Linked DNA regions of Homo sapiens: all the other regions are linked to region 1. Evidence: chromatin contacts called from ENCODE Hi-C or POLR2A ChIA-PET data. All regions are on one chromosome and are shown on one strand. The core of a region is the stretch at or near the end of the contact, and the rest is flanking DNA. Distances in the headings are between cores, read along the strand shown. Region 1 holds the start of SH2B3 (SH2B adaptor protein 3). Region 2 overlaps DRC10 (dynein regulatory complex subunit 10). Region 3 holds the start of OAS3 (2'-5'-oligoadenylate synthetase 3). Region 4 holds the start of RPL6 (ribosomal protein L6). Region 5 holds the start of GIT2 (GIT ArfGAP 2).

What was found. A loop is a pair of places that touch in the nucleus more often than their neighbours do. ChIA-PET counts read pairs that join two places held with the same protein, here RNA polymerase II (POLR2A). Pooled maps may share reads with other maps.
Region 2: a loop to region 1 is called in a pooled map, with 7 times the contacts of the local background. The contact joins the enhancer-like site here to the promoter of SH2B3 in region 1. A Hi-C loop is called at or near these places in 2 of 37 single-sample maps with no recorded cell type and 2 of 50 pooled maps.
Region 3: a map with no recorded cell type shows a loop between it and region 1 (5-fold over the local background). The contact joins the promoter of OAS3 here to the promoter of SH2B3 in region 1. A Hi-C loop is called at or near these places in 1 of 37 single-sample maps with no recorded cell type and 2 of 50 pooled maps. POLR2A ChIA-PET finds 5 or more read pairs at or near these places in 1 of 52 experiments (activated B cell).
Region 4: a loop to region 1 is called in a map of chondrocyte, with 5 times the contacts of the local background. The contact joins the promoter of RPL6 here to the promoter of SH2B3 in region 1. A Hi-C loop is called at or near these places in 2 of 168 maps with a recorded cell type or tissue (CD8-positive, alpha-beta T cell and chondrocyte), 1 of 37 single-sample maps with no recorded cell type and 14 of 50 pooled maps. POLR2A ChIA-PET finds 5 or more read pairs at or near these places in 1 of 52 experiments (Panc1).
Region 5: a loop to region 1 is called in a map of posterior vena cava, with 18 times the contacts of the local background. The contact joins the promoter of GIT2 here to the promoter of SH2B3 in region 1. A Hi-C loop is called at or near these places in 1 of 168 maps with a recorded cell type or tissue (posterior vena cava), 4 of 37 single-sample maps with no recorded cell type and 8 of 50 pooled maps.

The regions. Positions count from the first base shown.
Region 1 is chr12:111,403,984-111,408,103 of GRCh38, forward strand. SH2B3 (SH2B adaptor protein 3) reads left to right here and starts at 1,940. Exons shown (of 8, transcript NM_005475.3): 1 at 1,940-2,294. RefSeq lists silencers at 1,419-1,578, 1,699-2,278.
Region 2 is chr12:113,207,342-113,211,482 of GRCh38, forward strand. It overlaps DRC10 (dynein regulatory complex subunit 10), which reads right to left. Exons shown (of 5, transcript NM_001330452.2): 2 at 97-918. The coding sequence starts at 825. Among named protein-coding and RNA genes, the nearest start is that of DRC10, 12 kb to the right of the region's middle. RefSeq lists enhancers at 708-837, 1,048-1,357, 1,508-1,667. Within about 2 kb of position 1,275, at least 17 of the 41 ENCODE cell types and tissues checked have a DNase peak (open chromatin) inside an H3K27ac peak, as active enhancers do.
Region 3 is chr12:112,936,089-112,940,380 of GRCh38, forward strand. It overlaps OAS3 (2'-5'-oligoadenylate synthetase 3), which reads left to right and starts at 2,386. Exons shown (of 16, transcript NM_006187.4): 1 at 2,386-2,619. The coding sequence starts at 2,443. RefSeq lists enhancers at 39-208, 2,005-2,174, 2,069-2,378, 2,342-2,511, 2,935-3,104 and 1 more and a silencer at 2,599-2,688.
Region 4 is chr12:112,408,270-112,412,746 of GRCh38, forward strand. It overlaps RPL6 (ribosomal protein L6), which reads right to left and starts at 1,336. Exons shown (of 7, transcript NM_000970.6): 1 at 1,318-1,336; 2 at 151-387; 3 at 1-69. The coding sequence starts at 387. RefSeq lists an enhancer at 967-1,146.
Region 5 is chr12:109,993,432-109,998,030 of GRCh38, forward strand. It overlaps GIT2 (GIT ArfGAP 2), which reads right to left and starts at 2,937. Exons shown (of 20, transcript NM_057169.5): 1 at 2,742-2,937. The coding sequence starts at 2,793. RefSeq lists enhancers at 2,208-2,257, 2,948-3,107 and a silencer at 2,588-2,677.

The sequences.
Region 1 (4,120 bases), core at 690-3,189:
CGGCCTCGTTTAGACTTCATTGACATTCCCCCACCCCACCCCTCTTCCCACATCCTCAGATGCCGTGTGAACAGCTTGAATCCCACACTCCACAGGTCCTTCTCCTCACAACCCTCCATGGCACCCTACTGCCTTCAAAATAATTCCCAAAGTCCCCACCAAGACCTTCAAGACACCATGTGATGGGCCCACCTTTGAAACATCATCTCTTACCAGTATAGGTGTCACCACTGCCTTTATGACTTTATTCCAAAGCACCACATGTATTCCCACCTCAGCACCTTTGCACATGCTGTTCCTTTGGCCTGGAATGCTCTTCCCTCAGACGTTATAGCACCTGGATCCTTCTTGTCATGGAGGGTTCTAAGCTCACATGTTAGTTCCGCAGAGGTGTCCTTCCTGAGCCCTGGATCTAAGACATCCCCTTCCAGCTCTCCATCCCGTAACTGTTTTGTCATTGTCATAGCTGATCCCACTTGCTTATTCGTGCCTTATGTCCCCCCACTAGAATATCAGCTCCACGCAGGCAGGGATATCTGTGTTGTTCACTGCTGTGTTCCCAGCGCCTAGAACAGTGCCTGGAAATGTGCGGAAAGCAGATTTTTGTGGCCTTTTTCTTCAAGGTCATTGGACACCAGGAATCCTGTAGCAGACCGCTCCCTTCCCCCATCTACTCGGAGTCTGGAAATCCCCACCTTCTGGGGAACCCCTTCCTGTAGTTCTAAGGTCAGGACTGGGGCCGATTTGTTTAACACAGAGAGCTTCCTGGAGCCAAGCCTCGAGCTAACTGCTTTAATGCATTAACTCACTTAATTCTCACTGCCAGGAGAGTGGGTACACATTATTTCCATTTCATAGGCAAGGAAGTGGAGAGGTACGGAGAAGTCAAGTCATTTGCCCGGGTAGGAAGAGGGGGAGGCAGTGGAATGGAGACACTTGCTGCCTGGGAAGACTCGAGGTGGCCCCTCCAAGCTGGGGGCGTGGGCGACTTGTTTCCTGTTGGGGGAGGGGGAGAAGAGTACATTCCTCCCTCCCCGCCCTCCCACATGTTGGGGGAGAGGCTGGCTGAGAGCATGTCCCACTCCGGACTAGGGGGAACCCCACTGTCCGTCTCAGCTCCCCATGAGGCCGTGGAGAAAATGTAAGTAGCCCGGGGGCGGGCAGGGGGGTGGGCGCAGAGGCCACGGAAGCCAGCGGTCGGAGAGGGCTTCCTGGAGAAAGATGCACCCCTCCTAGAATTGGGGGACAGGACGGGCGGCCGGAGCGAGGCTGGGCTATACGGGCACCGGCTGTAGCAAAGGCAAAGCTGAGGGCTGGGGCCAGAACCCAAATCGGGGGCCTGGGGCCGTGGCGGGTCGGGTCAGCATGATCGCAGATAGTCAGGGTCGGGCAGGGCTGGGCTCCCTCCCTGGGGCGATGATGAAAGCCGTGGTCGCTATTGCACCGCCCAGCCCTGCGGGCACTGATAAGGCCCTGCAGGAGGGAGTCAGCAAGGGCGCGCCCCCTGGAGGCCAGGCCCCTCGACCCTGCCCGCCCTAGGCCCCGCCCCTTCATCTGGCCCCGCCTCCAGGCGCTGAGGCACCTGGTGACCTGCCGGCGTTGAGTGGGTGGGGCTAAAGTCGCCCCGCCCCTCCGATCCTCACTTCTATCTTCAGACTGTGGGACGCGAAATCGGGTGGGCACGTGGTGGGCGTGGCTTCGCAAGGCCTCGCCTTTTTCCGGACCCGCGCCAGGAGAGCCCTCCGACCCTGGCAGCCGCGGACTAGCGGGATTGGTAGGCGGGGCCAGTCCGGGCTCCGCCCTCATGGCCCGCCCCTCCAGCCGAATCTCCGACTCGCGCGCGGCCTGAGGCGTGGCTCCTGGTGGCCCCGCCCCTGCCCCGCCCCTGTCGCGGCCGGCCTCCCCCGCCGGGCTCCGCTCGCACGGCCGGTTCCTCTTTACATAACGGCGCGGGGCGGCATGGGCCCGGGCCACCGCCTCCGCCCGGCTGCCCGCCCGGACTGTCGCGGCCCGCGGTGGCGACGGCGGCCGCTGCAAAGTTTCCCCGGCGGCGGCGGCCCGGGGGCGCATCCTCCCGCAACTGTCAAGCGCTGGCGGCGGAAATGATGAGGCGCTGGCCATTTTCCGAGCCCGGGTTTCCTGCCTGAGCCCCGCTCGAGCGAGCCGCGAGCGAGGAGCCGGCGGGCGGGAGAGGACGCGCCCAGGGCGGGGGCCCGCCCGCCCCCTCGGGATTTCGAGGGCCCGGGGGCGCGCGACGCCATGGGCCGGCCGGGCCCAGAGCTCCTGTCTCTCAGGTGAGCCCGCGTTTGCCCGCGCTCCCCTCCTCCGGGGCCGGGAGGGCTTTTGTGGGGAAAGAGGAGGCCCCGTGTCCAGTTCTGCCCGGGCTCTGCGCGTCACCCCCAGCCCAAAATACTGCCCTGCAGCCAACTCGGATGGAGGCGTTCCGGGGTGACGGCTCCCAGCGCCTACGACCCCCCACTCAGCCACTACCCCCACCCACACACGTGTTAGGGAGAGCGTTGGGGTAACTGAGGCCGTGGGATGGGGGAGAGGGCATCGCTGACGCCCCCAGCCCACCCTACGGTAGCCTCGCCGGTTGGGGGCGGCCCTCCCCTCAACTTGTGCCTGGGGAGGAGCGGTCAGGGGTCACCCATTGCTACCCTGAAAGTGAAAGTAGTCAAACTGAGGCTGTGAGCACAGATGAGCCCTTGGGTGTGGGGGCAGCGGGGGAGGATGCGCCGGCCCCTCCCCACTCCCCATTCCGGGCCATGTGGCTAAGAGGGTAGCGCCCTGATTCAGGAAGCCCCTCTCCCCAGTTCCTGCACTGCCGAGGTCGACCGGGCCAGGCCCCCGCATGCTGCTGAATTGGGCGGTTCACCAGGGCTAGGCGTCCCAGAGACAGGTTTCTGGTATTGATCCTCTCACACCTCTTGCCTGGGGTTCCCTGGGAATCCCCCGACCAAAAAACGTCTGGAGTGGGTGTTGGTCTTCTAGATCCGCACGGTAGGGATGGTATTTCAGAGGTCTCTGATGCCTGGTGCAGAAATCCCCTTCCCTCCCTTCCCTCCCTCCGGCCAGGGGAGCTTTGTTTTGAGGGAGGGGGACTGCATTTGAGGAACTGGAGAGGAGGGTCTGCCTGCCTGTCCCGCTTCTTTTTTTCTTTAGTTTCCTCATTCTCCTGTTTCTCTTCCCCATTCCCAGCCACAATGATGTAGGTGAGGAGGTCACTGCCTGCAGCTGGGGGCCTCCAGGGAGGGGCACGGCCAGGCTGGGCTGAGTGGGAGGAAGTGAAATCTGGTGGGGGGTTCAGAGCAGAGGCCCCGGCAAGGCAATGTCGGCAAGGCCAGCTTTGGTGGCAGGAGGGACCGAGATCTGACCCGCAGCCCCTCGCCGGGGAGATGACAGTTCCCTAACACCGGCTAGCAGCCAGGCCTCAGGGCCCCTGCCAGGGCAGTGGGCCTGTGGGTCTCCAGGGATGCAGGCGCAGGTTGTGTCTGGGTTTCCCATCACTGACCTGGCTGCCTGAGTGGAAACAGCTCTGGAGGCTCCTCGGGACCTGCCCTCGTGGAGGGAGAGCCGTCAGAGGCCACCTGGGCAGGCTGGGCTCGGAGGATGAGAGCCAGGGCCTACTGGGGGAAGTTGGAAGGGTTTTTAGTGCACTTTTCCTGAGCCTTTTCCCACTACCCCCTCTGGGAGGGAAAATCCTTCTGAGCCAAAGGGTGAGCATTCCTAGAACTTTTGTGAGTCCCTGTGGGCCACAGAGCGGCCAGCTGGGAAGGGGCTGGCTCAGAGCATCAGCAGCTGGGGGCTCAGGGTCTGCAGGGGCTCAGCAGGAAGTGGAGGAGGATAGTGAGGAGGGTCCTGGAGACTGTGCTTTGCTACTCCTATTGCCTTCGTTCAGCTGAAGGCGTGGGCAAGTGACTCTGCCCTCAGTTTCCCTCTGTGTAAAATGGGGGAGTAACAGGTTTGCAGTGGAGATTTAATGAGCCAGTGTGTAATGAGCACCTGCTGCCTGGCAAAGAGAGGTTCAGTTGCAGGTGGTGGTGGTGGTAGTGGTGATTTTATCATTGCCTTCATTAGTGTTACTGTTATTGGCTATGAGGTGTTCCTTCAGTAGTCT
Region 2 (4,141 bases), core at 25-2,524, 1.8 Mb after region 1:
CATCTTAAAAAAAAAATCAATCATTGAGGAAAAACCCAACCAACAAAAGATTTGTGTGGCTTCTTCAGTAATTTCAGCAATACTATGAAACAATACCTCTGCATTCCTGTTCTTCATTCTCTCCGCCAATTCCTTTTCAAGAGTATCAATGATTTGTTGGTTATTACTATTCTGTCTACTGATATCCTGTAAGAACTGGGCCTTATCCCTCGCTTCCATGGGACTAGTGAGTAGTTTTTCAAACAGGAAACCACGGAGCTCTATCAGGCTGTCAATAAAATTCTGGGCTTCTGCACTTCTACCCTGTGTCTGCATCTGCAGGAGCCTAGCAGCCTGGGGGTTGCTGAGCAAGAGTCTAAGGACGTTCTTGGTGGAGTCTTTGATCTGCTGCATAAGTGGTGAGAGGCTGGATTTCTGCAGCTCTATGGAAAGGAGGCGGTCTCTGAGCCACCCTTCCTCCTCAGCCTCTTTCTGCTCCTGCAATTGCCTTTCTTTCTCTTTCAGGCACCTGACGTTTTCAAGGAGGACCTGGCAGAGATCCTCATGCTCTCTCACTGCCCTCATGACGTCCTCCCCCAGCATCCCCTCCATATCCTCTCTGTTGGATGCCACATACGACAGCAAGGTCACCAGCTCCACCTTGTAGATCGCCTCATCCAGGATGGACATGATCCTTTTGGCCTCAATGGTGGTGAGTTTGGTCCTAGAGAGAACCAAGGGTTTTAGTGGATCAGCTGGCCTTTTAGATGGGTCTGTCTTTGGCCCTATTCTGTTGATGGCAGGGGCCTGATACAAAGGGGCCATGGCGAGAATGTCTAAAGCCATCTTGTGAGCAGCCCTCTGTGCCTCTGTAGGTCCACAGAGATGGAGACTTCGGTAGACTACTTGGGTCTCGTGCTTTTATTGTCTCTGGCCATCCTGCAAAATGAAGAAGTAGGTGTGAGTGCAGCTGTGCTGACATCTGTGTGGTTAGTGTGGCTGCAGAAACCACAACTGTTGACATCAAGAGTTCATCTTAGGTCCTCTGTCGCTTTTACACAGAACCTTTCACTGGAAGCAGTTTTCAGCTTTGTGAGGGTGTTAGGGCCACAAGGGCAGGAAGACCAAGTGTGGAGGCATCTCAGGCACATGTGTCAGGCGGGGACCAGCCAGGCATACAGACAGCATTCTAAGGATTTAAAACCAGAGACTGGTTACATCAGTGATGGGAGAGTTGAGAGGCCAACCAGGGGAAGACAAAGCCATCCCGCAATTGTCAATGGCAGGAAGCCACCACATGAAGAGATGGTGAGCCTGGGGCCCAGGGTCACCCAGGGGAAGTTTGAACCACAGCCATCAGTTCCCAGAGGAGCTAGAGACATTGCCGGAAATGCAGATTAAAGAAGGGTGGCGGTGGGGGAGGAGAAATACCCTGGTTTCTTTCTACTGCCCTTGGCCAAAACCAGCAGGAAACCAACTGACAAGCAGCCTGGGCGACGGAACCACAGGCCTCAGCCTATGTCTGAGCAGGACAGGGACAGGGCAGAATGCAGTGTAAGACTAACAGGACTAGGAATGGCACATTTTCACTGATTTTAAAGTTTTTTGGTTTGTTTGTTTATTTGTTTTGAGACAGAGTCTTGCTCTGTCGCCCAGGCTGCAGTGCAGTGCCATGATCTCGGCTCACTGCAACCTCTGCCTCCTGGGTTCAAGTGATTCTCCTGCCTCAGCCTCCTGAGCAGCTGGGACTACAGGTGCACACCACCACGCCTGGCTAATCTTTGTATTTTTAGTAGAGACAGGGTTTTGCCATGTTTGCCAGGCTGTTCTCAATCCACCTGCCTTTGCCTCCCAAAGTGCTGGGATTACAGGCCTGAGCCACCACGCCTGGCCATTTTTAAGTACTGATTTTAAAAATTGGTGGGTGAAATATAACTTTGAAATACAATTTAAAAAACTGTTTCACTAAATGTAATGTTGTATTCTGGATTGGGTTCTGGAGTGGAAAAAGGACATTAGTGGAACTGGAGAAATCCAAATCCAAATCCAAATCTAGTCTAAAGTTTAGTTAATAGCATTGTACCAACATTAATTTTGTAGGCGCTCTGTTACCCTGGCTGGAGTGCAATAGTGTGACCATGGCTCACTCCAGCCTCGACCTACTGGGCTCAAGTGATCCTCCTGTCTCAGCCTCTCAAGTAGCTAGGACTATAGGTGCTCGATGCCTAGCTAATTTTTTAACTTTTTATAGAGATGAGCTCCACTATGTTGCCCAGACTGATCTTGAACTCCTAGGCTCAAGCAATCCTCCCACCTTAGCCTCCCAGTGCTGGGAATACAGACAGGAGCCACCGTGCCGGGCCTAATTTTGTGGTTTTGACAAACACATCAAGGTTATCTAAGATGTTAACATTAGGGGGAGCAGAATGGAGGGCATACGGGAACTCTCTGTACTATCTTTGCAACTTTTCTATAAATCTACAATTATTACAAAGTAAAAAGTTTAGTTAAAAGACTATTTCAGGCCAGGCATGGTAGCTCACACCTGTAATCACAGCACTGTGGGAGGCCGAGGGAGGTGGATCATCTGAGGTCAGGAGTTCAAGACAAGCCTGGCCAACATGGCGAAACCCCGTCTCTAATAAAAATACGAGAGAATGCCAGGCATGGTGGTACGCACCTGTTACTCAGGTTAACCCCAGTTACTCAGGAGGCTGAGGCATGAGAATCTCTTGAACCTAGGAGGCGGAGGTTGCAGTAAGCCAAGTTTGCATCACTGTACTCCGGCCTGGGCAACAGAATGAGACTCTGTTTCAAAAGATAGATAGACAAATAAATAACTGTTTCAGAAAAATCTATAGGGCAATCAGAGATCAGTAATTTATATTGCTTTCATAGTACAATGGCTAAAAGTACTAGCTTTGCACAGCCCCACTTGGGTTCAAATCCTTGCTGGGGGTCTCTGGGCTGGTCATTTAATCCTCCAGAGCTTGGGCTTCCTCAGCTGTAAAACAAGAGTCCTCAGGATGAATGAGAAGCCTGCACGCTGTAAAAAATGTTCAATAAATAACTAATAGCACTAACCCAGGAAAACGAAAATCCCAAGTCCAGGACTTTAATGATTTCTGATGCAATTGCTGAACGAACACCTACTGCCTTGGCCAAGCACAGGGGCTCACGCCTGTAATCCTAGCACTTTGGGAGGTTGAAGTGGGAGGATCGCTTGAGCCCAGGAGTTCAAGACCAGCCCAGGCAACATAGCAAGTCCCCATCTCTTAAAAAAGAAAAAAAGAAAAAAAAAAAAAAAAGAACACCTACTGCCCAGGATGTCTGCTCACCCCCCAACACCATGTCTCAGATGGACACCCCCCATAACATCCCCATCCCTCACCCTGATTCTTCTTCATCTCTTCCCCCTTATCCTGTTCGTTCTCCAGGTTAAGTATCACCATCTGACATCCCTATATGCACCTGTTTATTTGTTTATTGTCTGTCTTTCCCCCTCTCCTAAGAAGTAAGCACCAATGAAAGCTGTAAGTTACTACTTACAGGTTACCTGTGCCACTTTTATTTTCATATTGTCTGTAGATGTGAGAAATGTTTTGAAGAAAGAATCATTAGGACTTGAGTGAAAGAGTTTTGAGTTTGGGTGACTGGTAGAGAAAGATGGGGCCCTTAAGAAACTATGGCAGAAATTGGGAGAGGAGAGGACATTTGGAGGGGAGGACAATGAGCTCACTTTTAAACTCATTGAGCTCTAGCTGCCATACTGCAGTGGACAATGGTGTCTTGGCCTTCCCATTATCCAGGGAGTGCAGTGGCACGATCATGGCTCACTGCAACCTCGACTTCCTGGGCTCAAACAGTCCTCCTGCCTCATGCTCCCGAGTAGCTGATACTACAGGCACGTGCCACCATTCCCAGCTAATTATTGTATTTTTATTTTTGTAGATATAGGGTCTTGCTATGTTGCCCAGGAGAAGGAAGTGACACTTGAAGCCACAAAAGATAACTTCAACTCACCAAACCAAAGAACACACCAAGAGAATGGCAGGGAATCAAAGAAACACCCAAAGTGACTAAGAACGAAAAAGAAAGGCAGGCCAGATCAGGTGCTAAGGATGTTTAGTTCCTTGGCAAGGCAGAATGTATTCAATATCAG
Region 3 (4,292 bases), core at 1,136-3,635, 1.5 Mb after region 1:
AGACCCCACTTCCCAACTGCTGCATTGGGGAGTAAGTTTCCAACACATGAATTCTGGGGGACAAATTTAGACCACAGAAGACTCTTTCTCCTTTATTGATTATTTCAGTGTCCTTACATGTGAGTTTTTATGTTCATAGCATTGGATCTCCCAAAATAATTTGGCACCTTTGGATGTGTGCTTTTTGCTCACTGGGGATGTTCTGCTTGTCTCCCTGTGAAGTTGGTACCTTCTTACTGCAGCTGGAGGCAGAGATGAGGAAAGGGGATGTGCCAGGAATGAGTCTTCTGCATACAGGACTTCCTGTTCTTTCCAGATGTGGCCAGGTATGCTGTGTACTTCCCTGCCTCTCTGCCCCACCCTCACTGCTCCCTCCTTAGGCAGGCACCTCTGCTGCCTGTTACTCAACACAGAAAGGTTGGGGCGGGAGACCACATGTCTTTAGAGGCTGCCATTACTATGCCAGCACAACTGACAACCATGAGAGTTAACCTAGGGTCCCTTCTTTTCCTTCAATCCACTGCCTGGAGCCTGCAGCTCCTCAGAGCCTTTCCACTCTGCATAGGTACCCCCTCCTTTATGTGTTTTGGCTGCAATTTCCTCCTTCATCCAGTCTCATATCTCTGACAGGGATCTCAGATTCCAGTTTACCTGGGACACCTCTGGTTAGGACCCAGCAACATTATTAAAGTTTTTCTATCGCTTTCCTGCCACCTCTAGAGGCCTGGGATGGACGTTGAAGGCTTATGCATATGTTCAGTCCACCATCATGACCCAATATTGACCCTTCTGCGTTCCATCTTCTAAAAATGCCTCAAATGTCCCGCCCCCTTGACTCCACTTTTTCTCAGTTTCCAACCCTGTTGATTTCCATTATGCTTTTAATATATCTTTGCTGCTATTTTAATAGAATTTTGAGCATGTGTTCAATCCACTATCTTGAATGGAAAGTTTCTAAAGTGGCCTGTGACTCAGGAAGAAGACTGTGATTAATGGGCGAGAATGAAAATCATTGCTCAATCCCTTGACTTAAATCCCCACCACAACACCTGACCTACAAAACCTGCCCATACTTGAATATTCCAAGTGATGCAGCATTCACTACTCAAAATATTAGCTGGTGTACATATTACAGACCCAGCATCTCTCCCTCTAGTTGACCATGACCTCTGAAATTCACACTCTGATCCTATCTATTTCCTTTCAGTTACCGTGCAGATGTCAGGAAGCACTTGTTAAGACTATTACCTGAAGTGTACTCAGAGGCAGAGTAAATGCTGGGTCCCGGAGCAGACAGGAGAGAGGACCTGGGAGTTTTTTAGTAAGATGGGGAGGAGGAGATAGGCTATGGCTTGGACCAGGCCTGGAAGAGAGCTCAGGTGTGCAGTCTCTAGGAACCCGGGTGGAGAAGCAGCAGGAAATAAGCAGAAAAAGGAGACAGGCCATGAAGATAGAAGCGCAATGGTCCTGGATTCAAATCTCCACTCTGCAGCTTATAGCTTACAGTCCGCTTAGCTTTGTGCCCATTCCAAGAGGATTTCCCTATTGTAGCTTTACAATGTTTTAATATGTAGTATTGTTGTGCAAGGTACCATCCTAAACTGACTGACTTTCCTTCCTCCTTCTCCTCCAAAATAATTTTTAATTCTTGCAGACAGACTTTAGATCGTGTGTTTGAAGTTTTTAAAGATGGAATTTTTATTGGAACTGCATTACACGTATAAATTATTTAGGAAGAGTTGGCTTCTGAAGAGGGCAGCTCTGTGGGCTTGGGCTGGGTTTGAATCCAGCCAGACAACTTTCCAGCTGTGTTACCTTGGACAGTTACCTAGTTCCTCTGTACCTTGACTTCCTCATCTGTCAAATGGGTGATGATAATAGCACCTACACCATGGTCGTTGGGAGGAGTCAGTGAGAGTCTCCAAGTGTGCTTTATTATCGTTGGTGGTGGTAGTGGTGTTTAGAACGCATCCCTCAGTCAGACAGCGAGGTAGGACTTCTCCGTTTATTAAATCCTGACCTTTTTTTTCCATGTAAAACCTGCACGTTTCTGAAATGCTCAGAGTACGTTACTCAGTATGTACCCATATGTTCTGTGGGTATACTTTGTTAGGTTGTGATTAGTTCGTTGGAGCTGGTGGTTGCAGGGACGGCTGGAAGCAAGGAGATGAAGGAGAGGAAGTCGTAGCTGGGAAGGGGACCAGGAAGTGGGTGTCAGGTCCAAGAGCTGCTAGAAAGAAACGAAACTGAAAGCAGGGAATTTCCCAAGTTTGGGGAAGACAGGAACTGCAGCGCCCCTCCCCGTTTCACGCCACGCGCGGGACCGAGGACCTAGGACCTGGCCAGCTGGGCGTGGTTCGGAGAGCCGGGCGGGAAAACGAAACCAGAAATCCGAAGGCCGCGCCAGAGCCCTGCTTCCCCTTGCACCTGCGCCGGGCGGCCATGGACTTGTACAGCACCCCGGCCGCTGCGCTGGACAGGTTCGTGGCCAGAAGGCTGCAGCCGCGGAAGGAGTTCGTAGAGAAGGCGCGGCGCGCTCTGGGCGCCCTGGCCGCTGCCCTGAGGGAGCGCGGGGGCCGCCTCGGTGCTGCTGCCCCGCGGGTGCTGAAAACTGTCAAGGTGAGGTCCCACCTCGGGGTCTTTATGTGTCCAAAGGGGAGTCCTGGGAGGACGCTTAAGCCTCACATAGGCTTACGGTGGGGGTGGCTTTATCCGCTTGTGCACCTCATTCATTTCTTTAACAAATACTTCCAATGTGCCAGCCCCGTGCTAACTCCCCCGAACATACGAGCCAGGTAGGTACTCTTAAGCCCGCTTGACAGATAGAGAAAATGAGGCACAGAGAGGTACAGTGACGTGTCCGATCCTGTAAGAGGCCCAGCCAGGATTCAAATCCAAGTAGCCTGATTCCTGCATCTCTACTCTCAGAGGCTGCTTCTTATCCATTCATTCACTCATTCACTCATTCTCCCAGTCATTCAAACAGACTGTGGGCCTCACACTATGCCAGACCTTAAGGTTACAGAAGTAATAACACTCCGCGTAACAGCCAGAGTAGCCCAATTTATTGAGACATTATCAAATAACAATGAAAATTATCTCATTAAATGAGTATTACCTCATTTCATCCCCACGTTCAGTGAGGCAGGTATTATTGTACCTGTTTTATGGATAGGGAAACTGAGGCTAGACGCTAAATTACTACTCTGAGTCACATCTTTTTTTTTTTTTTTTTTTTTTTTTTTTTTTGAGACAGGGTCTCGCTCTGTCACCCAGGCTGGAGTGCAGTAGCATGATCTTGGCTCACAGCAACCTCCGCCTCCTGGGCTCAAGTTATTCTCACACCTCAGCCTCCCAAGTAGCTGGCACTACAGGTGCACACTACCATGCCTGGCTAATTATTTGCATTTTTTGTAGAGATAGAGTTTTGCCGTGTTGCCCAGGCTGGCCTGGAACTCCTGGGCTCAAGTGATCCACTTGCCTTGGCCTTTCAAAGTGCTGGGATTACAGGTGTGAGCCACCATGCCCAGGTAATTTTTGCATTTTTTGTAGAGACGGGATTTCACCATGTTGCCCAGGCTCCGGGTCACTTTTTGTCACTTAAATACAGCCACACTGCCACTGTGATCCCAGGACACTCGCAGATTCAGGGAGGAGACAAGTCATGAGCTACCTTATCCTCAGGGTAGATTTGGGGGTGCCAGGAGTGGATTGATGGAGGGAACCTGGGTGTGCTAGAGGAGGTTGTCAGGAGAGGGAGTGAAAACGCAGAGTAGAAATGGCCTCAGAGCACCTAGTGGTTTCCTGGGGCTGACTCTCAGCTTGGGAGGTGGGGAAGGAGGAGACACTTGTCGCCTAGGAGGTGTGAAGTCCCGTTTCTACCTTGGAGATGGACAGGAGGGATTTCTGTGCAGCAAGGGAAAGCCCTGGCATCCTTAGCTTCCCTGGAAAGGGGTGGGAGGGGGTTCTGGAGCACAATCTCCCTGTGCTTTCATTGTCTCCTTTGTAAAGTGAGCACGGTGCAATCTCCCTGTGCTTTCGTTTCCTCTTTTGTAAAGTGGTACCTTCCTTCTGGGGCTGTGAGGAAGGTTCAATGAGATGAGAGTGTGCAAAACGTGCAGGAAGTGCCCAGCCTGTAATATTCCCTGTTCCCACTTTGTCAGCAGCCCCCAGATGGTGGGAGCTGGTAGTAAAAGGACTGGCATAATCATCGGGATAAGTAGGGGGTCCCAGTTTGAGGCAAGCCTTGCTCCTGGAGGGCTCCATCCTGGTTCTTGCTGTTTACTGGCTGT
Region 4 (4,477 bases), core at 86-2,585, 1.0 Mb after region 1:
GCCGTTCTTGTCACCACCAACTGGTTTTGTAACAGTTGCGAGAACCTTCTCCTTCTTTTTCTTTTCAACCTACAAGGACACAAATGCATCAACAGTAAGAGAATGCCAATTAAGGTTAAGACATAATGGTCCGTGGTCCTCTTCCCTTACCTTGGATTTAGCGGCTGAGTACTTCCTCTTGTACATGGCCTTTCTGGAATACATGGCAGATCGGGAATACCTGCCAATTCCTCTGACAAGGACAGGGTTGCGGCTGCAATGGGGCTTCCCCTTCTTGGGCTTTTTAGCTTTGAGGTTACCCTTTTTCACCTTGCCACCAGCATCAACCTTCTTGGCTTCGGGTTTCTTCTCTTTAGTATCTGGCTTCTCAACTTTTTCACCCGCCATCTAAAAATATTTTTTTGTAGATAAAAAAAGGCATTTCACCAGTCATCTCTCTAACAAGACAATAATGAACCTGTACATGAATGGGCTGGGCTCCCCAGACTACAATCCCTCCCCCGGTAAGATACAGGCCTTCCTCTCAAACTCTACCCATTCTACTCCAACCTTCACTATGACTCATTTGGGGTTTGTCTCCCCAATACACTATAAACTTTTTTTTTGAGAATTTGAAACTACCTCACACCTATTAGGTTTTTTGCCAAATACTGAGCGGTCAGAAGTCCGTACAACCATTATTTTTTATTACTGTTTTGCGAATTAGAAAACTTAGATGCAGAATGTGTCCACAGGTTAGAAGCACCAAGACCAGAACTTGAAATCCCTTACTTTCAGTACCTTTCGTCTTAACCCTTAAGACCAGTGTCTCTTTTCAAGAAACTCGATTTAGGAATTGCGGACACAAACGGAATCAGCCCAAATTGAGCCAGAGAAAAAGATCGCAAAGACCAAGAGGCGACTTCCGGTCGGGGACGCTGGGAGACGCGAAACCTTTTGGCTTCAGTGCGGAACCCCAACGTGGCTGCGACAGGCTCAGTGTCATCCTCTGGAACCCAGGACCAGGAACACAGTGCACGCGCCGTCTCCCCGCTTCCTCTAACACCCACCAGTCTGCTACGGGTCCCCGAAAGGGCCTCGTTCCCCCAGCCCAAGAGAGTGGCGAAGAACCGGAGGGAGCCACTACGGCATTCTACCTCACCCTCTTTGTGCCCTGCCGCAAACCCAAACAACAAAAATGAAGCGTCTGGAAGGCCTCTCAGTTAGCCTTGGACATGTCCGACCCCTGTAGGTGTCGACTGGATGCCCTCCAGGTTCGGATGGCGAAGGATTGGGAGTCCTGAACTCAAGTCTTGCAGACAGGCCCGCGATTCTTACCTTGCAAGATGGGAAAGAGAATTAAGGTCCCGGCTTCCGGTCTATAAGCAATCATGGGAAGTGCGAGTCTCACTTCCTTCCGGATCTGGGGCATCATGGGGAATGTAGTATTTCCCCGTTAAGAAAAAAGTAGTAAATCCTAGGCCGGGTGCGGTGGCTCACGCCTGTAATCCCAGCCCTTTGGGAGGCCGAGGCAGGAGGATCCTCTGAGGTTGGCAGTTCGAGACCAGCCTGGCCAACATGGTGAAATCCCGTCTCTACTAAAAATACAAAAGGTAGCCGGGCGTGGGTGGTGCGTGTCTGTAATGACAGCCAGTCGAGGCGCGGAGGCAGGAGAATCACTTGAATCTGGAGGTGGAGATTGCAGTGAGCCAAGATCGCGACACTGCGCTCTAGGCAACAGAGCAAGATTCTCAAAAAAGAAAAAAAAAAAAAAAAGGGCCGGACACGGTGGCTCACGCCTGTAATCCCAGCACTCCAAAGATCGTGCCACTGCGTGCCACCGCACTCCAGCCTGGGAAATAGAGCCAGACTCAGTCTCAAAACAATAACAACAACAAAAAAAAGAAAAAAAGAAAAAAAATTAGCCGAGTGTGGTTGTTAGTGCCTGTAGTCCCAGCTATTCGGGAGGCTAAGGCGGGAGGATCACTTGAGTCTTGGAGGTCTGGGCTGCAGTGCAGTGAACTCTAATCTTGTCACTTGAGATTAGGTCAGTGGTCCCCTCTTCCCTTACCTTGGATTTAGCGGCTGACTACTTCCTCTTGTACATGGCCTTTCTCATTCCCGTCCTCCGGCCTGGCCTACAGAATGAGACTCTGTCTTAAAAAAAGTAAAAAAAAATTAAAGTGAGGATAACAATAGTAACTTACTTCATAAGGATGTTGGGAACATTAAATAATATATACAACAGTACTGAGAAGCATATTTGATTATTTGATGGATGGTAAATGCTACATAAGTGTTAGCTCTTTTTTTTTTTTTTTTTTTTTTTTTTTTTTTTTTTTTGAGATGGAGTCTCGCTCTGTCACCCAGGCTGGAGTGTGGTGGCACGATCTTGGCTCACGGCAACCTCTGCCTCCTGGGTTCAAGTGATTCTCCTGCCTCAGCCTCCCAAGTAGCAGGGATTACAGGCGCACACCACCATGCCCAGCTAATTTTTTGTATTTTTAGTAGAGACAGAGTTTCACCATGATGGCCAAGCTGGTTTTGAACTCCTGACCTCAAGTAATCCACCCGCCTCAGCCTCCCAAAGTGCTAGGATTACAGGCGTGAGCCACCGCACCTGGCGAACTGTTAGCTCTTGTTATTGTCACCATCACCACTACAATCATCTGATCATCAACATCCTAGTTGTTGTCAAGTATTCTGCTAAAGTTTATGCATGGGAGATAATAGGCAATATTGCATACAATGTGCCTTGCTTTATTTCATTTAATTCTCCCAACAACCTGTGAATGATACTATTATGAGGAAACTGAGTCTCAAGGACATTAAGTAACTTGCTCACAGCATAGATCTGATTCCAAAGATTGCACTCTTAACCATTAGGCTGCAAGATTAAAGAGATGATTAATGAAGATGCATGAGAGTTTTGCTCATGTTAGAATTAAAAATAAGAATATTTATTATCTTTTACAAAATACACAACACAGTATATGTGATAGTTCTTTACTGCTTCAAAGCCCTTAAGCCAACATGTACACATTTGTAATACCTTCTAGCTTGCGTTTTCCATTTTCCTCCATTCGTTTCTTTCTGGTTGCTAGAGCTTTTCACCTTGATTTTTTCAGATCGAAACCACCTGCTTCATGGCTGTGTCTCTGGGAATCATTTAGCCTTTTTCTGGTTCTGATTCACTGAGGATACAAATACAATGATCAGATGAACACTGCCCTTTTTTTTGAGAATGGGAATGTCAGCAGCTTTATTTGTTTAGCTTCCTCAGCAAAGCACCTCTTAGAAACTTCAACTGCAGAAAATGTACCACAATGAATGAATGAGATGCACAGTTGCTTACGTGGGCCCCTCAAAATTGCTGGCAATCTCAGATAATTTCACCTAGTGAACGCCCCAAAATATGTGTTGAATGACCTGTCATTAAAATAAAAACGTAGATGAACCCCCTCTTGTGTTTTGTTGCGGTATTGCAAAATTTACAATTCATTAGTTGGGCAAAATACCATGTTAGTTATAAAGTAAATGTTTTTATTAAGTTTAGTTTTGCCATATATAAAATTCTCTGAAATTTGTGCAGCACTTTAATCACAAAGCAGACATTTTTGCAGACACTTAATCTTTTTTTTTTTTTTCTGAGATGGAGTCTTGCTCTGTCGCCCAGGCTGGAGTGCAGTGCCGTGATCTTGGCTCACTGCAACCTCTGCCTCCTGGGTTCAAGCCATTCTCCTGCCTCAGCCTCTTGAGTAGCTGGGATTACAGGTGCCCGCTACCACACCTGGCTAATTTTTTTTTTTGAAACAGAGTCTTGCTCTTTTGCCCAGGCTGGAGCGCGGTGGCATGATCTCGGCTCACTGCAACCTTCGCCTCCCGGGTTCACGCCATTCTCCTGCCTCAGCCTCCCGAGTAGCTGGGACTACAGGCGCCCGCCACCATGCCTGACTAATTTTTTGTATTTTTAGTAGAGGTGGGGTTTCACTGTGTTAGCCAGGATGGTCTCGATCTCCTGACCTCGTGATCTGCCCGCCTCGACCTCCCAAAGTGCTGGGATTACAGGCCTGAGCCACCTTGCCCGGCCAATTTTTTGTGTTTTTATTGGAGACAGGATTTCACCATGTTGGCCAGGCTGGTTTTGAACTCCTGACCTCAGGTGATCTGCTCACCTCGGCCTCCCAAAGTGCTGGGATTACAGGCGTGAGCCACCTCGCCCAGCCTAATTTTTTTTTTTTTTTGGAGACAGAGTCTCGCTCTGTCGCCCAGGCTGGAATGCAAGGTGAGATCATGGCTCACTGCAGCCTTGACCTCCTGGGTTCAAGCAATCCTCCCACCTCAGCCCCCTGAGTAGCTGGGAGTACAGTGCACACCACCATACCTGGCTAATTTTTTTACATTTTTTGTAGAGACAGGGTCTCACAATGTTGCCTCAGCTGTATTTTTTGTTTGTTTGTTAGGCAGTAAATCTTTTAAAGCCTGGCCAACATGGTGA
Region 5 (4,599 bases), core at 1,687-4,186, 1.4 Mb before region 1:
AGACGAATCCTGGGAGCCAGTGAGTATGGTGGTTAAGAGGGTTGGCTCTAGAGACAAGGAGTTCAGGGTTTGAACCCCAACTCTGCCACTTCTTGCACAATGATCTCAGACAAGTTACTTGAGTGTTTTCACCATGGTTCAAATGAGAACAATGACAAATCTCGGGATAGTAAGGATATAGAGAATAAGTGAAGTACCTCACACATAGTAAAGTAGTAATGTTAGTTGTTATATCTTTTCTAAATTATTTTCTCAGTATTCAGATATTTTCTAGACGTGAAATTCATGATCACTGGACAAAGTTTTTGATGGGAAATACTTAAAACATTGAACATTTCATGTGACCACTCTACTACTGTACTGAAAATCTCCATGGAGTTTTCAAGTAATTGAACTCAGAGTGTGATGTATTTGAAATGAACCAGATTCATTAAAAAAAAAAAAGTAGAATATTTAAGAAGATGTGATCATGGTTAAATGTTTGCATAAAATAAAACAGAATCAAAATAATTCAATTTAGTATAACTCTGTCGCTATTACTGTATCATCCTAAAAAGCAGAGATTGGAAATGTCCAGATGAAGGAGCTCTACAAAGATGCATTAACAACACTGCTTCCTGCAGTATAGTACTGACACTAATGGCAAAAAAAAAAAAAAAAAAAAAAGACTGTTTTGAAGCATAGCTTTGGTTTTCACTTATTCAGAGGATTTGCAGTATTCTTTTTTTAGCAAGTATTTAACACATATTAATTAAGACAAGTATTCGACTAACCACTTTAGCATCCTGGATCAGAATCCCATGGAAAGAATATTAGAATGTTAACATAGTAAAATAAAAATGTTTGTATGAATGAGATTGGGTAAAACCCTTTAAGTTCATCTGGAGCCAGGGCTCCAGGGACACCACAAATGAACTTCAAAAATGTTTGTGACTCCCCCAGACAAATCTTAGGTAAATTCGTTCACGTGCATTTTAGGGGAGAAGGCCTTAGCATTCAACAGAATCTCAAAGGGGTCCCTAACCCTACAGGTAATTCTCTCAGTAGGGCTGTGCAGAAAAGGCAGCACAAATTCCCAGCTGCTCAATTTCACAGAATATTTCAAGGTAGCCTAATTATATTCAAAACAGGAAGGAAGTGACTCAAGTCTCTGCAGATTAGGCGTATGAGACAACAACTAAAGCGATACAATGGAAGAGAAAATGTTCTGAAATGCACAAAATGCTGCAAAAGTATATTTAGGATGGCAATGGAGGAACAATTTTGCTTTGCCCTGTACCCTATCAAGAAGCAAAACAATATGCATTCCAAGAGGAAGTTAGAAGCTAGACACATGTGAATCAAATACATCACGGTAAGTTCAACTGAAAATAGGCAAGAAAATAAGGAAGTGGAACAAATAACATTTTTAGAGAAAATGATGGAGTTTGTATAACTCACACTAACTTGGTTTAGAAAACACTTCTTTTTAAACTCCTCCATACCCCCTCCCTATCTTCAAAGGAAACTGGTAACACCTGCACTGTACGGGCCATAAAACAACCACATGAGGTTTGAGTTATCACAGTTCTATTTACAATTGGTCTCCACTTCCAAATGACAAGCTTAAGATCAGAACAGTTGCAAAGCCAGTGGTGTTCAATGATTTAATTAAGATTGTTTATCGGACACTATTGTGCCAAGAAAGCCATGTTACCTTCGAATTAACTCAAAGCCAATACATCCAAGCACCTAAAACAGCATGTAATAATCTATCCAGAGACCTGACAATTCAGTTGCAATTGCTAAGACACACTTGATCTCTAAATGTGAATATTATGTATGAACAGTTATGCATCATTATGAAGGAATGGCTTTAGCGTTTCAATGCCCCTATATTGCTGGTGATTTTGCGTTTGTTTCCGTTGTAATCAACGTATGATTTAGATAGTCAAATATAGCTTTAAGGGACTACAAGAGTTCTACTGTAGACAGCATAATGCAAAAAAGAAAAGCCTTAGATGATATGATTCTACGAGTATTCATTGAATCTTCCTCACCACTAAGCGTGATACTCCCGATTATCCTCATTGAAAAAAATGAGGAAATCAAGCAAGTGACCAAGTGAAGTCACCAGCCCAAGGTCAGCCAGAAGCAAAATCTAGTTTGAACCCAGGCCGTTCAGATCCTCAAACTTGAGACAAGCACTGCCTCCTAAGTGCTGGTTGTGTTTGGAAGACCCCGATCTCCTGGCAATTCTCCCGGGCAGAGTAGCTGTCGGATGTCAGCAGCGGGGAAGTCATCTACGGGGACCCTCTGGCGAGTCTCAGGGAGTGTCATCCTCCCCGGGCAGGACACCCAGGCGGAGAAAGGGTCTAGTGGGAGGTGACACCTGCAGCCTCTGGAGGCTGCAGCCGGGAGGACGCTCACATTTTACTTCTGTAATTGGCTTTCCTGTGGATTGCCCAAGCCCCTTCCTGTTGGGGGAGCAGCCCTGGCCCCCGTCACCTCCCCAGTTGGCCTAGGACGGAGGGAACGGGAGGGAACGAGAGGGAAGGGAGGGCCGCGAGGGACGGGGAGGGCGGCGGCCCCCTGCCCGCCCGGCTCTGACAGGCCCGGGACGGTTCCCACCCCAAGGCCGCCCAGGGACCTCTTCGTTGCGACCCTAGCCGCGGGATGCAGCCTGACCTGAGGGGGCGGCCCCGGGGTAGGGGTCCGGGCCAGGAAAGCAGAGGGGAGCGGGCCCGGCCGGTGCGACTCACCCGGCCCGCTGCAGTCAGCGCACACCTCGCTGCTCCGGAGCCGTTTCGACATGGCTCCCACCTCCCACCTGCGGGGAACTAGAGGCCGGGGGACAGCAAAGGCGGCGGTGGCGGCGGCGCTTCCGCTCTAACGGGTCCCAGCTGCGGCGGCGCTGACGGCGGCGCCTCTCCCCTCAGCGCCTTGCAGCCTTGGCACAGCACGCACGCGCGGGGAGGTGCCCTTCGGCGAGTGTCAGGTCATGTGACCGGAAAGGGCACTCTGCCTTGTCGCCATCTTGAGTGAGGGCAGGAGACTGCCCGAGTATCATCTGTCCTACCTTTAAATATTGAATTTGGGTCTTCTTCTCTGGCAGAGATTCCCCTCGTCCCAACTGATTAATACCAGGGGAAGTAGCAATATCTTGTGATGAGAACCCTGCAGCCACAACCTTCCTGAGGCAATCAATGGTCAAGTTCATTCATTCATTCCTTGATTCAACAAATGTTTATCAAGCACTTACCATGCTTTATATACTGTCCCAGCCACTGGAGAAACAGCAGTGAGCAAAGACTGAATTTCTAGTCCTTATGAAGCTTGCATTTTACTGGGGTAAAGTAAAATAAGAATATATTATATGATTCCAGGCTGGGCGTGGTGGCTCACTCTTGTAATCTCAACTCTTTGGAAGGCTGAGGCAGGAGGATCACTTGAGGCAGGAGTTCGAGACCAGCCTGGGCAACATGGTGAAACCCCATCTCTACTAAAAATACAAAAATTGGCCGGGCGCGGTGGCTCACGCCTGTAATCCCAGCACTTTGGGAGGCCGAGGCGGGTGGATCACGAGGTCAGGAGTTCAAGACCAGCCTGGCCAACATGGTGAAACCCCGTCTCTACTAAAAATACAAAAATTAGCCGGGCACAGTGGCAGGAGCCTGTAATCTCAGTTACTTGGGAGGCTGAGGCAGGAGCTTGAACCCAGGGGGTGGAGGTTGCAGTGAGCTGAGATCACGCCATTGCACTCCAGCATGGGCGACAGAGTGAGACTCCGTCTCAAAAAAAAAAAAAAAAAAAAAAAAATTAGCCGGGCGTGGTGGCGCATGCCTGTAATCCTAGATACTCAGGAGGCTGAGGCATGAGAATCGCTTGAGCCTGGGAGGTGGACGTTGCAGTGAGCAGAGATCGCGTCACTGCACTCCAGCCTGGGGGACAGAGCGAGACTGTCTCAAAAACAACTTCAACAACAACAACAAAAATAACAAAAAAGAATATATTAGATGATTCCTTAGGCTTCAGTTTTAATCTCATGTTCAAAATTAAGATAATGCATTGTTTACTTCTAGTCCACGATTTGTTTTTGTATGGCTTGCTACTTAAGAATGATTTTTACATTTTTAAAGGGTTGCGAGATGAAAATGAAGAAGAGAGAGAGGGAAATAAAGAAAAAGAGGAAGAAGAATATGCGACAAAACTTGTATGTGACCAGCAAAGTTAAACATTCATTTTGGCTAAGGACAGATGGAATAAATTATGGGAAAAATGTGATACACCTGCTGGATAGTAACCCCTCAGTAAATAGTAGCTCCCATAATTATGGATATTGCTATTATTTTCTAATTACTGTTTTTCTTCATATGCGTGGAATTTGAGAATAACAATAGCTAACATGGGATAATTTACAAAATGGTGTGAGATAAACACAATGAAATGAGGTAAATCAGTGTGAAGGAGAAAGGAGATGTGACCCTAATACCAATGACTACTTATTGTCTGTCTTACATATAAACACAGCTATGATCTCCATTCAGCAAATATTGAATGCCTGTTGTTAGCCAGGTACTATTTTGGTTTTAGATACTCTGGTAAGCAAAACGATGTGGT